Linked DNA regions of Homo sapiens: regions 2 and 3 are each linked to region 1. A link is a contact called in ENCODE Hi-C or POLR2A ChIA-PET data. All regions are on one chromosome and are shown on one strand. Each heading gives the region's core, a stretch centred on a gene start or an enhancer-like site at or near the end of the contact. The rest is flanking DNA. Distances are from core to core; before and after follow the strand shown.

What was found. A loop is a pair of places that touch in the nucleus more often than their neighbours do. ChIA-PET counts read pairs that join two places held with the same protein, here RNA polymerase II (POLR2A). Pooled maps may share reads with other maps.
Region 2: a loop to region 1 is called in a pooled map, with 5 times the contacts of the local background. The contact joins the promoter of L1CAM here to the promoter of SLC6A8 in region 1. A Hi-C loop is called at or near these places in 1 of 37 single-sample maps with no recorded cell type and 6 of 50 pooled maps. POLR2A ChIA-PET finds 5 or more read pairs at or near these places in 2 of 52 experiments (BJ and WTC11).
Region 3: a pooled map shows a loop between it and region 1 (3-fold over the local background). The contact joins the enhancer-like site here to the promoter of SLC6A8 in region 1. A Hi-C loop is called at or near these places in 1 of 50 pooled maps. POLR2A ChIA-PET finds 5 or more read pairs at or near these places in 2 of 52 experiments (A673 and WTC11).

What each region holds. Positions count from the first base shown.
Region 1 is chrX:153,684,801-153,689,175 of GRCh38, reverse strand. It overlaps SLC6A8 (solute carrier family 6 member 8), which reads right to left and starts at 1,250. Exons shown (of 13, transcript NM_005629.4): 1 at 340-1,250. The coding sequence starts at 601. It also overlaps a transcript of PNCK not described here.
Region 2 is chrX:153,884,278-153,888,652 of GRCh38, reverse strand. It overlaps L1CAM (L1 cell adhesion molecule), which reads left to right and starts at 2,480. Exons shown (of 29, transcript NM_001278116.2): 1 at 2,480-2,588. L1CAM-AS1 (L1CAM antisense RNA 1) reads right to left here. Exons shown (of 7, transcript NR_130768.1): 4 at 3,217-3,290; 5 at 2,676-2,845; 6 at 1,596-1,690; 7 at 1-156.
Region 3 is chrX:153,817,792-153,822,166 of GRCh38, reverse strand. The region is part of intron 1 of PDZD4 (PDZ domain containing 4); the gene reads left to right. Among named protein-coding and RNA genes, the nearest start is that of PDZD4, 11 kb to the left of the region's middle. RefSeq lists a silencer at 2,963-3,122. Within about 2 kb of position 2,652, at least 3 of the 41 ENCODE cell types and tissues checked have a DNase peak (open chromatin) inside an H3K27ac peak, as active enhancers do; they include A673, where a contact is called at or near this core.

The sequences.
Region 1 (4,375 bases), core at 1-2,500:
GGGGGCAGCCAGGGCTCCTTACCTCGCGGAGACCCCAAGGCGCAGGCCTGCTTTCCCACCTCGGCGGCCAATCGCTCCTCCCAGCCCGGGAGTCTGGGGGGCAGCCTCGCGGGCATCGCCGGCCCCCTCCCCCCACCATGCCAGGCACATGACTGCGAGGGGGGTGGAGGCGCCCGGCCCGGCCACCGAGCGGCAGCGGCGGACGAGGGGCGGCCCCGACCCCCGCGTGCCCGGGGGCCACCCGTTGCCCGGACTTCACCCCTCCGCGGCGGCTCCGGGGGTCGGGCGGGGGCCGGCGGCCTGCTGGGGGAGGAGGCCGCGGCGGGCGGGGGAACTCACCTCCGCCGTTCTTGTAGCACAGGTAGGGGAAGCGCCACACGTTGCCCAAGCCCACGGCGAAGCCCACGCACGACATGATGAAGTCCATCTGGCGCGTCCAGGTCTCGCGCGGCGGCACGGCCAGGCGGCCGCCGGGTGTCCCCAGGCCCACGGGGCCGTCGCCCTTGGCCGGGGCCCCGTCGGGCCCGGGCGCGATGAGGGGGCCCTTCTTCTCGTCGCCGGACACGCTATAGATGCCGTTCTCGGCGCTCTTCTTCGCCATGGCCTCGGCGGGCCGCACGGCCGGGCCGGGGTCGCGGCGCCTCACGGGGGGCGGCGGTCAGGCGGGGGGCACCGGCGGCACCGGGGAGGGCCCCGAGGGCGCGGGCCGGCCGGGGGCCGGGGGGCGGCCGGGCCGGGGGACGGGGCGGCGGGCGGGCGGCGGGGTGCGGGGCGCGGGCGGCGCAGTCAGAAGCAGTCCACGAAGCACTTGAAAGTGAGCCTGAAGAATCTCATGTGTGTCGGGGGCCCGGGGGCGCGCGGGCGGCGGCGGGGCCCGGCCGGGCGGCGGCGGCGGCGGCGGCGGCTCCCGAGGCTCCTGCCCGCGGCTCGGGCGGCGGCGGCTGCGGCGGCTCCTCGCCCGACCCGAGGCTCAGCCTAGCGGGGCGCGGGCGACATCGGCGCCCGCGGTCTGCAAGCGGCGGCCGGAGCAGGGGCCTGTGGCCCGCGCCCCCCGCCCCGGCCGGGGCCCGCGGAGGCTGCCCGGCTGGCCCGCGACTCCGGTGGCGGTGGTGGCGGCGGCGGCGGTGGCGGCGGCGGCGGCGGCTCGGGCGCGCCTCGCCCTCTCCTTCCCGGCGGCGGCGGCTGCAGCCGCTCTCGGGGCCGCGGCGGGCTCAGCGACTCGCCACCTCGCTCCGACTATCCCTCTCTTCCCCGTCCCCGGCCGGCCGCCGCTTAAAAACCGACTCCGGGGTGATGTCACTATCGCCCCACCCCCACGGCCGGCCGGCCCCCCTCCCCCTCCCCCTCCCGCATCCCTCCCTCCCGCCCTCCTCGTCACACTCCGCCCACCTCCTCCCTGCCCTCCTCCCGGGGAGGAGACGCCGCTCCAGCGGGAGGCAGGATGGTTGCTACCTGGGGCGGCCGCCAGCTCCTCCCGCAGGGCTCCGGGCCGCCCCTCGCCCCAGGGTCGCCGGCTCCTAGTGCAGCCCAGGCTTCCCGGCCGGCCCCTCCCAGCCCTGGGAAGACGTCCCCCGGGCCCCCTCAGCCCTCCGCCTCCCCTTCTCTCCCTTTCTCCCCGCTCCTGGCAGGCTGCAGCCGTCTCCTCCCGGTGCTCCCTCCTTCCTTGAGCTCTCTCCACCGCTGCCCACTGGGGGCTACAGCTTCCCGGCTACCCTGGAAGCTGGAGGCCGGGACCAGCTCTTCAGGTGACAGGCCTCTGTGTCTCCACAGTGGGCAGAGGGGAGCCTGCCTGGCTGATGAGCAAGCCTCGACTTTGTCATCAAGGCAGAGAAGGGGCCCGGGTAAATGACCCCGGCGGCCCCCACCCCTGCCTGGCGTGAGAGTGGGTAGGGGCTTCGGACTTGAGGGGACTGGAGCGGGAACAAGGCAAGGCTGCCCCCTGGTGCCTGGCAGGTGCACAGACCCTTCCCCAAAGGCCTCAGGCCTGAGGTCCTGGCTGCCCGCCCCCCACCCACCCCGTGTTCCTCTCCCCAGGACCCCCCAGGCCTCCCTAGCAAGAGCCAGCTTGTTGGGCTGCCTCTCCGCCGCCAGCTGAGCAGCTTGTTTAGAATTTTCTAGGGCTAAGAGTAGCCTGGGGGTGGGGTGGGGAAGGAAGTGGTCATTGTCCTGGCCTGGGAGGTAAAGTGTGCCCCCCTCAGCTTCAAGCTCCCTGATCTGATCGTGGACACTGCAGTCCCCAGATGGCTCATCCCGTTAAGCTAAGCCCGCGGCCATCCGTCCAGCTTTAGGAAGAAAAGCAGTTCCGGCCCAAGCCAGATTGAGCTTGCTGGGTGAGGGAGGGACAGTGTCCCCACCCAGGCTTGGAGGAGGAGCCTCAAGGGGTGTGTGTGGTTGGGGGAGACAGGCGGTGTCACCTGTGCTTAGACCAGGGGTGGTGGGTGGGTACCCCTGAGGTGGCAAGGTCACACTGCTCATCAGAAGTTTCTCACTAGGGTCTTCTCTGGCCCAGCCTTTGACTGAAGCTGGTCTGGAGACAGGGGCATTAGAGAAGTGACTCATAGATGGCCTAAAGAAGCGGGGCCACTCAAGGACCCAGGACAGAGGGAAGAGGGCCAACCCAGCTGGACCACAGGCAAACCCCATTGCCTTTGAGAGAAAGAAGAGGACCCGGTGAAGTAGGCTCGGAGGGCCTCAGCCCAGCAGGAGTGCGGGGTGGGCGCGTGATGTCATCGAAGGGAGGACGGTGACCTGGGGGAGGGCCGCTTTGAGGGAGAGTGCAGGCCACGGCCAGACAGCTCTGGGAGCCGCGGGCAGGGGAGACTTTCAGATGTTGCTTGTCAAAGGGGTGGGGGTGGAAGGGAGAGAAAGCAGAGGCTCGAGAAGGATGTAGGAGAGCTGATGGCACTTTGGGGAAGTGACCACTGCTGCGGTTACTCCTCCGGTGGGTTCCGAGGCCAGGGACAGGATCATGAGGGAGTCGCCACCCCTGACTGCTGCTGCCTTTGTGAGATCAGAGGAGGCCGAGGCAGAGGGCGAGGTGGCCAGGCTGGAGGGTACTGGAGACAGAAGTGAAGGGTGGGGGGCTGTCCAGAATGGCTGCCACTGCTCCATGGACCCTCGGAGTGGGAGCCCCCACATCTGAGGGGAGGTCCAGTGGGCCCCCATACCTGACTCCCACGACCTCCTGGAACTGGGCTCTTCTCCAGGCAGCCACCCCTTCCCACACCCACCTTCTTCCCCGCCCTTTGCCAGCCCAGCCTGGGGTGCACCCACTACCAGCCCCTGGGCCAGGCCCTGCCTCCCGCCCCCAGCTGGTCTGGACCCCATAGTGACTGTGAACTCCTCCTCACGGCCTGGGCCAGACCCCAAACTGCATTCTCTGAGCAGCCAGAGGGACCCTCCTGAAGCACAAATCTGACCAGCCCCTCCTTTATCTCATCCCTTCTTTGGGCTTTTCTGTGCCCTGGAGGTAGAACTAAATTTTTCTCCAAGACTACGAGATGGAGTGTGATGGGGCTGTGCCCTCCCAGCCTCGGGGCGTTCCCCCTGAGTTTTCCCTCCACGCGGGGCCCACAGCCTGGGCTTCCCTTTCTCTGCTGACCTCCAGGACTCTGTCCCAGGAGGCTCCTGAGGGAGGTTCAGGAACCCTCCCCACGTCGGCCACCCTGGGAGCCGCCCCTGCCCAGCCAGGGCGAGCTGGGCCTCTTTGAGCAGTGCATGAAGTTCAGGCTGGTAAGGCTGGAGTTCCCGGCGGGGAGCTCCGGCCGGAGCTCTGGTCTCTGTCACAGGCTCTGACCCGGGCGGCCAGTGACAGGGTCTTCTGAGGCTGCTCCCACGAGCTGCTGAGCAGTTGGGGGAACAAAGGCAAAGCGATTTCCATCCCTGGCTGGGTCCTCTCCCACGTCCGAAGGCTTCAAAGCGTTCTCGGGCTTTGTCAAGGCGCGTCAGGCTCGGCCCGGGGGCAGCAGCTGCTGGGGAGGGGCAGGGTGGGCTCTCCAGGCCCCCAGCTGAGGGCCGGGTAGCTGTCCCCCGCCAGCCCTTTCCAAGCCTCCGCCTGTCTTGCCAGGCCCTTGTGTTCTACTCACTGAAGGGGGGTTCCGAGCATGTGCAGGAGGGGGTGGGGGTGCCCTGCGACCTGTGCCCAGCCCAGAGCTCCTATGGTGGCTTCTGGGTGAGAAGCAAACTGTTCTCTGGGGCAGAGGCGACCGGGGAGGGGCGGGGGGAGAGCTGCACCCTCCCCTTACCGTGTCCCAGGGAGTGGGCAGCCTTTCAGGCCCCAGCTGGGGCTGGGGGGTTGGAGTAGGAGCTGAGGAGGAGGGAGAGGGGAGGAGAAGGGGAGCTGGGGGGAGGGCAGGGGAGGGGGGCTAGCCGGAAT
Region 2 (4,375 bases), core at 1,231-3,730, 200 kb before region 1:
GAACAGAGAAAGACACGTCTGGCTGAGCCCACCCCGCCTGCCTGCTGGCACTTCCTTACTGCCCCACTGTCGTCTGTGGCTTCTGCGTCTTCTGCATGCTCATCACAGGGTCAGAGTCTGGGGCTTCCCTTGTCCAGTCCACTGTGTCTATGAGGGCTGGGTCACAGGGAGCAGGGCTGTGAGAAGCACTTGACGTTGAAGGGAAAGAGACAGTCATCTGTCTACTTGGTGTCCCCCTAACCTCCAACAGCAAGCACATGGCAGTGGGGGGGTGGCTTGCCTCTTGTTCAGGGCCAGTCCCTCCTGCTTCTCCTGGGACTTGCTCTGCCCTTGGTCTTCTGTCACTCTTGCTCTTGCTCCCATTGGCTCCTCCACTTCATTACATGGAAGTGAGAATGGGCATCGTGGTCAAGCAGAAGGGAATTCAAGTCCGAGTTCTGCCATTTACCTTCTGGGCTATCTTGGGTGGGTCATTTGACCCCTCTGAACCTTGGTTTCCTCATCTGTGAAATGGGGGCACTGATAGTGCCAATTTCTTCCTGGTTGCATGACTGCCCCTCTCTGGACCTTGGGTACCTCACTGGGAGAGTGAGGATAATAACAGCACCATCATCTGGGGTGTGTGTGTGGATGCAATGAGCCAGTGGAGAGAAAGAGACCTTCCTAACTGTGCTTGCTGGACCCAGCCTTGAGCTCTGTGGGCTTTGGTTTTCTCATCTGTAACGTGGGGCGAATGCTTCAACAGACCTCCCCAGGTTGGTGTGCAATTTAAATGTGCAGGAAATGTAACGATGGCAGGTCCATGGCTGTGCTCAGGAAATGTGATGTCGTGTAATCCTAGTAATGAATTTTTTGTTACCATAAATGGACCCATCACTACACATTAGCAGGTGCGTATAAACGGGCTCTATTCCCTGCTTACTTCACCATCCTGATGGGCATCAAACCCTAGATTAGGTAAAGGATTTGCAGAAGTTGGGGCTTGGAGGAAAGGCTGGGAACGTAGGGAGTGAGTGGAGGCAGCAACTGGAAAGGAGAGAGGCCTATCAGAGTTCAGATCAGCAAAGGCAGGAAGCTGACCACAGCTCAGTGCCTCATGGAAAGTACGCCCTCTTGGCCCAGCTCATGAGCCTGCTGGCCTCGTGACCCAGGCGGGCTCAGTTTCCTCTGCTGTCACCTGAAGATGCCCTGCAAGTGCCCCCACTCTGGAAGCAGTCTCCCTAGCCGTCCGTCTTCACTCAGGTGCCTAGTCTTGTCCATTCTCCTCCTAAAGGCTGGGCAAACATGGCATCCAGACCCTCTCTGAGCACAGATGGGTCCACCCCAAGCTTCCCATTCCAGGGGAACTGAAGCTGGCACTATGGGGGTGGGGCATCCAAGCCAGGATGCCAGGGCTGCTCCCATGTGGGCCCTCCAGGGCCCCACACCACTTGGGGAGTCTTGTGAGACTGAGTCGAGGGCCCCTGGAATGCTTCACTGGGCAACAGGCATGCCCATAAAAATACCGTGGCCGCCAGATCTGCAATCTGCCATCGGGGCCCTAGGCCTTCCTAGCCCTGAGGCTGCAGCCAGCTCGCCGGCTCCGGAATTCTTACCCCCTCCATTTTGCTTCCTCGCCTGTGAGGTCATGGCCTTGAGCCTAGGAGGGGGCACTGGGGAGGAGCTCCTTCCTTCTCGATCCTGTGCAGGGCTGCGGGGGAGAGTGGGAGAGAGTGGAGTCGGCGGGAAAGGTCGAATGGGGCCAATCCCGAGGACAAAGAAATAAGACACCAGAGAGCTGGAGGAAAATCTGGGAGTTGGGGGTGGCAGTTCGAGGGATACCCTCTCCCAGACCCTGTCTCCCCTGGGCTCGCCTCCTACCCTGCCGCCCACCTGGGCTCTGGGGTGCGCAGGAGCCGGTGCTCCGCGGCGCCTCCCCAACACGCTGAGGACGAAGCCCCCGCACCCCTCCCAACAGGACCCTGACTGGGCCCTCAGGATCGGGGGGCATTCGGGAGAGGTCCCGGGAGTCCTGCCCTGTGTGTGTGTGTTGGGGGGGCGTTGCGTGCAGGTGCCCATCGCTGGCCGGCGCCGTCGAGGGCCAGGCCGAGGCTAAGGGAGCATCCCCTTCCTTGCCGGACTCCTCTCTCCACCGCCCGGCCCCAGGCCTCTGGGAGCACTCTCGCCCCGCGATTCCCGCTCCGAGCTTTCACAGCGGGCTCCCTTGCGCTGGGGCTGAGGACACTCTCCGGCCGGAGACTCCCGGTCTGCGGGGAAGGGGGTCTGGCGGGACCCGTCGGCTGGGGTCCCGCTGAGCTCCCGGAGTGGGCTGCCCGGGGGCCCCCAGCCCAAGCCGCGCTCGGCTGGCACCAGGGGCTAGGGTGCGGCGGGGCGGGGCGGGGCGGGGCGGGCGGCCGGGGAGGTGATCTCACTCCTCCCTCCCTCTCCTCCCCGGCGCTCCCCTCCCCCGCCCCTGCGCGCACGCCCGCCCCGCCCCGCCACAGCCGCTGCTGCCGCAGCATCGGCATCGCAGACGCGCTCGGGCGGCGGGTCCGAGGCCGGCGTGCGCGGAGGCTGGGCGGGCAGCCCGAGCGGTGGCCGCAGCGCAGGTAAGGCGGGCTGGCCTCCCCGTGCGACCCGGGCCGCGGCCGCGATCCCCCGGCGACACCACACCGCTCTGCCCGGGGTGCACGGACCAGGGAGTCCCGGCCCGGTCCGGCCCGCGGTAACCGGCGTTGCTGCCGGAGCCCCACCCATGCCGGGCGTCGGGCTCCGGGCACCGCGGGCTGTAAGCGGGGCGGGGGAGGGATGCCGGGTGCCCGAGCCCGACAGGTGAGGGGTAACCTGCGGGGCCCCAGATGCTGGCCTGGGCGGGAGAACAGGGCGGGGGGCGTCAGGCAGGGTCTGTGTGGGCAGGCGGGGGCTGAAGTTGGCGGGTCCCCGTGCGTGTGTGCGTGTCTGAGAAAGGAAGCCAGATCGGGTCGAGCGCTCCCCCACAGGCCGCCGTGGGGTGTGGCCCTGGGCGTGGCTGCCCCTCATCCCCAGCCGAGAGCTCAGTTTGGTTGAAAATCCCGGCTGACAGCGTGGTGAGGGGTAGATCGGGATAAGCCGCCCCTGCAATGGGGGGAGGGGAGTGAACGGGACTGGGCGCTGCCTGCCCCTCCGCCCCAAGGTTGGGGGGGCTTTGTTCTCCTCCTTCTTCTTTCCAAATCCCAGCCTGGGCTCCTCCGGGCTCACCCGAAAACCTGCCGCAGAGCCAGGGGCTCCTCCCCGGAGGCGTAGGGCGCCTCTGGAGCCCGTTTCCACAGGCTCTGTGGCCAGTCAGGGCTGGAGTGGGTGAGGTCGGTTCGGGCACCCACTGCTGTGCCTCCCGTGCATGGGTGTCCATCAGGTAGGGTCCATCAGGTAGGGGTGAGGGAAGGTGGGCCTCACTGGCTCAGGCGGTCCCTGCGCACTGCAGGTCTTTTGCCCACTGCCACATCTTCCTATCTCTGTGCGGTTATGGGAGGGGTCAGCGATTCCTATTCCCTCCATTCCAGGTCAGACTTTTGGGGCCTCTTGGTTGGCAGGGATTGCAAAGAACACGCACTACAATCCATTGCCCCCGACAGGGTATCTGGACCCCCCACCTATCACTGTCCCTCTCAGGAAGGCAGGCCTAGAGCCATCTGCCCCCTTCTCCAGAAGGAGTGGGGGCCTGGCACCCCCCAGGTAGATACCCTGCCCCTGTTAACCCCACCCTGAGGGCAGGGGCATCGGGGCAGCCCAGTGCCATCTCTGCTGACTCATGTGGCCCTGACGTAAATCAGTGCAGTCCGCCCTTCTTCCCCTGGGGGCTGCTGCCCAGCATCATCTTTCTGGGGCGGGGGCCTCCCCAGGGCCTCTCCCCTCCCGTCAGCTCCTTGCTGCAGGTGGTGGGACTTGGCCCAGCCTGGCCTCTCCCCTGGCACAGCTCCCATGCAGTGCCCACATGTGCACACCTGAGGGCTCCAGAGCCTTTGAGGACTCGGCTGTCTTGGCCACATGGGAAGTTTGGGGCAGGGTTGGGCCTGGGACCTTCCCACCTCCTTGGCTCCTGGTCATTTCTCTCTGCTGCATCTGAGTCTCTCTCCATATTTATTGATGTTTGTGTGTGTATGATCCCGAAAGTAATACATCTTATTGTAGGACACTTGAAATATACAGAAAAGAACAAAAGAAATTAAGAATCGCTAGTGATCTGATCACCAAGAGGGAAACACGTTCAGCACGCCCCAGCCTCCCTGGTTTGCTACACCGCGCTCCTAAAAGGCTCCTCCCCAAGTTCCCAGCTGCCAGCTCCCTGCTGAGCATCAGGAGGACAATCAGCGCTTCAAGGTGGCGGGGTCCCCTGCCCTGCAGCCAGTGAAGAGCTTCC
Region 3 (4,375 bases), core at 1,403-3,902, 130 kb before region 1:
CACCCAGGCTAGAGTGCAGTGTTGTGATCTCGGCTCATTGCAGCCTCCGCCTCCTGGGTTCAAGCAATTCTGCCTCAGCCTCCCGAGTAGCTGGGATTACAGGCACCTGCCACCACGCCTGGCTAATTTTTGTATTTTTAGTAAAGACAGGGTTTCATCATGTTGGCCAGTCTGGTCTCAAACTCCTGACCTCTAGTGATCCGCCTGCCTCGGCCTCCCAAAATGCTGGGATTACAGGCGTGAGCCACCGCGCCCGGCCTCCTTTCTGCTTCTGAGCCAGGACTATGGAGGTGTCTGAGAGGCCGCCGCTCTCCCGGAAAGGTGGGGGCCAGGTGGATTGATGAGACTTCAGCAGACCCTGGGCTTCGGGGAGGGAAGGAGAAGTGAGGGGAAAGAAAGATGCCCTCATGCAGAAGGCCTTCGTTGAGGTCTGCCCTGGTTCCTCCAGGGCGCGCTCTGAGTCAGTACAGCGCCACCCTCCACCCGAAGTCCTTGTTAAGGTGCACTTTCTGACTGAGCCACTAGCATGGGGCCTGGGATTCTGCACTTCTCACAAGCTCCCAGGTGATGTGGATCCCACTGGCTGTGAGTAGCCAGGGCCTTGGGTAGGGACCGGGAGTAGATCTATGGTAGCCCCAAACCACATTAACATGGGTGGTGAAGTGAGGTGTTGTTTTTTTTGTTTGTTTGTTTTGTTTTTTTTTTTTACAAATAGAGGGTAAAAATTGTTTACAAATAGAGGGTAAAAAAACACACATAGAGGGTAAATCAGAACATCCAGGAGTCGTTGCCTACGTGAGGGCTTTACAGGACATAACTTGTTCTTCCCTGCCATGTGCAGCTAACTGACCCCCTTCCCTGTCACCGGCACCCCTACCGGTATACATGTCTCTCATGGACGCCCAGACACCCCTCCCCCGACTAACTGCTCAAAGGCCTTTGAGATGAAGCCCTCCCATGTTTCTGTCTCTCCTGCCCCCAGGCAGAAAGGGTGGGCACAGAGTTATGGAAGCGGGTGGTGTGGCTTGCCCAGGAGGCCACAGTTGGGGGCGTGGGCAGCCATGCTACTTGCCGGGCCTGTCACCTCTTTGTCCCTGCTAGAATTCTAACATGTTGGTGGAGACATTTTGCAGCCACCAATGCAGTAATTAATTCAGGCAAAAATCATCACTGGATGCCAAAACCATTAGATGTAAGGTCGTTGGGGACAGAATATTCACAAAGTCTCCAAATATTACCCCAAATTACCTGTGAATCAGGAAGGGAAACTGCGTCTTTACAGAGGAGAGATCTGGCAGCTGCCACCTGGACCATGTGATCAAACAGCCTCCCCAACAGTGGGGCAGCCTGACCCTGCCAGCCGCCAGATGCAGGGCTGGGGAGGAGACATACAGCATCTCCTGCAAGGTGCTCTTGTCAAAACGCTCAGCCTGAATCTCACCGCGGGAATGAATCAGGCAAATTCAGACTCTGGCGCATTCTATAAGGACTGGTCTCTTCCAAGAAGTCATTCCCATTAAAGTAAAAAATATATATATTTTTTTCTAGATTAGAGAGGAGACATAATAACTAGAGACCTAACAACCGAATGTAATATGTGTGCTTCTTGATTGAATCCTAGATTTTTTGTTTGTTTGTTTTGTTTTTGAGATGGAGTCTCTCTGTGTCACCCAGGCTGGAGTGTGATGGTGTGATCTCAGCTCACTTCAACCTCTGCTTCCTGGGTTCAATCAATTCTCCTGCCTCAGCCTCCCAAGTAGCTGGGACCATAGGCTGCACCACCACGCCTCGCTTTTTTTTTTTTTTTTTTTTTTTTTGAGATGGAGTCTTGCTCTGTCGCCCAGGCTGGAGTGCAGTGGCACGATCTCGGCTCACTGCAACCTCCTCCGCCACCCGGGTTCAAGTGATTCTCCTGCCTCAGCCTCCCTAGTAGCTGGAACTACAGGTGCAAGCCACCACGCCCGGCTAATTTTTGTATTTTTAGTAGAGACGGGGTTTCACCATATTGGCCATGCTGGTCTCGAACTCCTGACCTTGTGATCTGCCCGCCTCAGCCTCCCAAAGTGCTGGGATTACAGGCATGAGCCATTGTGCCCAGCCTCAAATCCTAGATTTTTAAAAAAAGCTATAAGGGTGTTAGCGGGACAGCTGGGGAGATGTGAGGCTGGCCCATTGTATGAGTGCGGAATTCCGTGCTAAGGGTGTTGTGGTTCCACGGAGAATGGGACTGATGGCATCTTGCTTTCAAATGCTTCTGCACATGTGTGTGTAGAAACCCCGAGAGCAGGTGTGGGGAATCTGCAGATGTTCCCACATGCTTGTGGGCGGACAATTTTCAAAATCCCGAGCTGGGGAAACATGAATGGGGACTTTGCTGGGTCACTGAGTGGGTGAATGTAGTGAGCCTGCGGCTTCTCCTTTCTCCTCTGATGCTCTACTCGTTGGGAGATCCCCCGATGCCTGACTTGGCCTGGAAGCTACAGTCACAACTGCTTCCAAGGTGTCCTGGATACTCCAGACGGCAGAGCTGAGAGCCAGCAGGCAGGTCAGAGCTCGGCCCCGGGCAGAGGATAACTTCCTGTCTCTGTCCTTCCCCAGCTTGTTTCCTACTCTACAGCAGTGGGGTAAGGGGAGTCCGAAGGTGGCAGCCCCCCCACCTCCGTGGCAGCCACGGGGGCCCCTGGAAGTGATGTGGCTTCACCTCCCATCCCGCGCGTTGCCAGTGAGAGTGAAAGGGGTCGCAGGCGCCGTGTGACAAGCACTTGGGATTGCGAGTCTCCCAGGCCACAACTGTTTTCTTAGCCTCTCCGGCCTCTCTTCTCGGCTTCCCAGAGATTCCTGATCAGCAAGAGGGCGTCGCGCCCCACCCGGCTGTGCGCCTGCCACCGCTGGGTGCAGGAGGGTGCCTGGGGCAGAGCCTGGAAACAGAGCTCAGCCTCCGACGGGGTTGGCGGGGCGGGCGGGCAGGAGTCCTGCCAATACAGCCACCAGCGTGGCGGCGCCGGGACGAGTGTGGTCCGCCCTGCTCCCGCAGCCGCAGCCACCCCGCCGCCGTCGCGGCGCGCTCTTTGTCTGCGGCTCCGGGCTCAGGGGGCGGGGCGAGCGCGCCTGGGGCTCCGCCCTCTCCGCCTAGGGCGCCCCGCTTCCCGCGTCCCCTAAGGCCCGCCAGTCCCTTGCCCAGCGGGAGATCGCCGCCCCACAGCGACTGCCCGTGGGGCCGACTTCGCGTCATGCCTGCCTCGCCTGCCCGGTGTTGCCCCCTCCCCTGTCCCTGTGTCCCCCCTCCCTTGCCCGCATGTCCCCCTCATGCGGGGAAAGCGGTGCCAGCACTTTCCCTGGCCTTGCGAATTGCTCTTCCATCGGTATTCAGCCGCCCCTCTGATGTTCCTGAAAACCCAACCTGCTCCTTCTCTGCAAAAAGCTCCGGAAGGCTGTGTCGATGCAGGTCGAGCTTCCCCACCCGGCCCCCTCCCACCTTTTAGCAAATCCAGAGGCCCCACCTTCGCCCTCCCCTCCCGGGCTCCGACCCAGTGCATTGAGCAGCTCCTCGGCTTCCCTCCCGGGACTTTCTAGTCTCTCTCCCCAACCGGCTCAGTGTCAGGGTGCCCCAGGACTCTCCTTGGGCCTCTCCTGTTCTTGACTACATTCACTCCCTAGGTGAGCTCCTCCATCTCATGCTTTTGCTTTTTAAATTTTTATTTATTTATTTTTAAATTTTTATTATTTTTGAGACAGGGTCTCAGTCCGTTGCTCAGGCTGGAGTGGAGTGGCACAATCACGGCTCACTGCAGCCTTGACCTCCCAATGCTCAGGTGATCCTCTTGCCTCAGCCCTACCGCCTGCCCCCTACCTCCTCCACCACTTGGGGCTACAGGAGCGAGACACCACGCCCAGCTTCATCTCATGATTCTTTTTTTGTTTGAGACGGAGTCTTGCTCTGTTGCCCAGGCTGGAGTACAGTGGTGTGATCTGGGCTCACTGCAACCTCCACCTCCTGGGTTCCAGTGGTTCTCCTGCCTCAGCCTCCCAAGTAGTTGGGATTACAGGTGCCTGCCACCACGCCCTGCTAATTTTTGTATTTTTCGTAGAGATAGGGTTTCGCCATGTTGGCCAAGCTGGTCTCGAACTCCTGACCTCAAGTGATCCGTCTGTCTCGGCCTCCCAAAGTGCTGGGACTACAGGCTTGAGCCACCGTGCCTGGCCGTCATCTTATGATTTTAAATAAAGAAAAATTCCTAGTTTAATTGAACAGCAATGGTCACATGCCACCCAGTTAGCTGACTTGGGCTTGGGCCAGACATTTGGAGTGGGGCACTGGAGATGTCCACATGCCTCGGGAAGTTCAAGCTAGAGATAAAAACCTTCCATTTCCTGC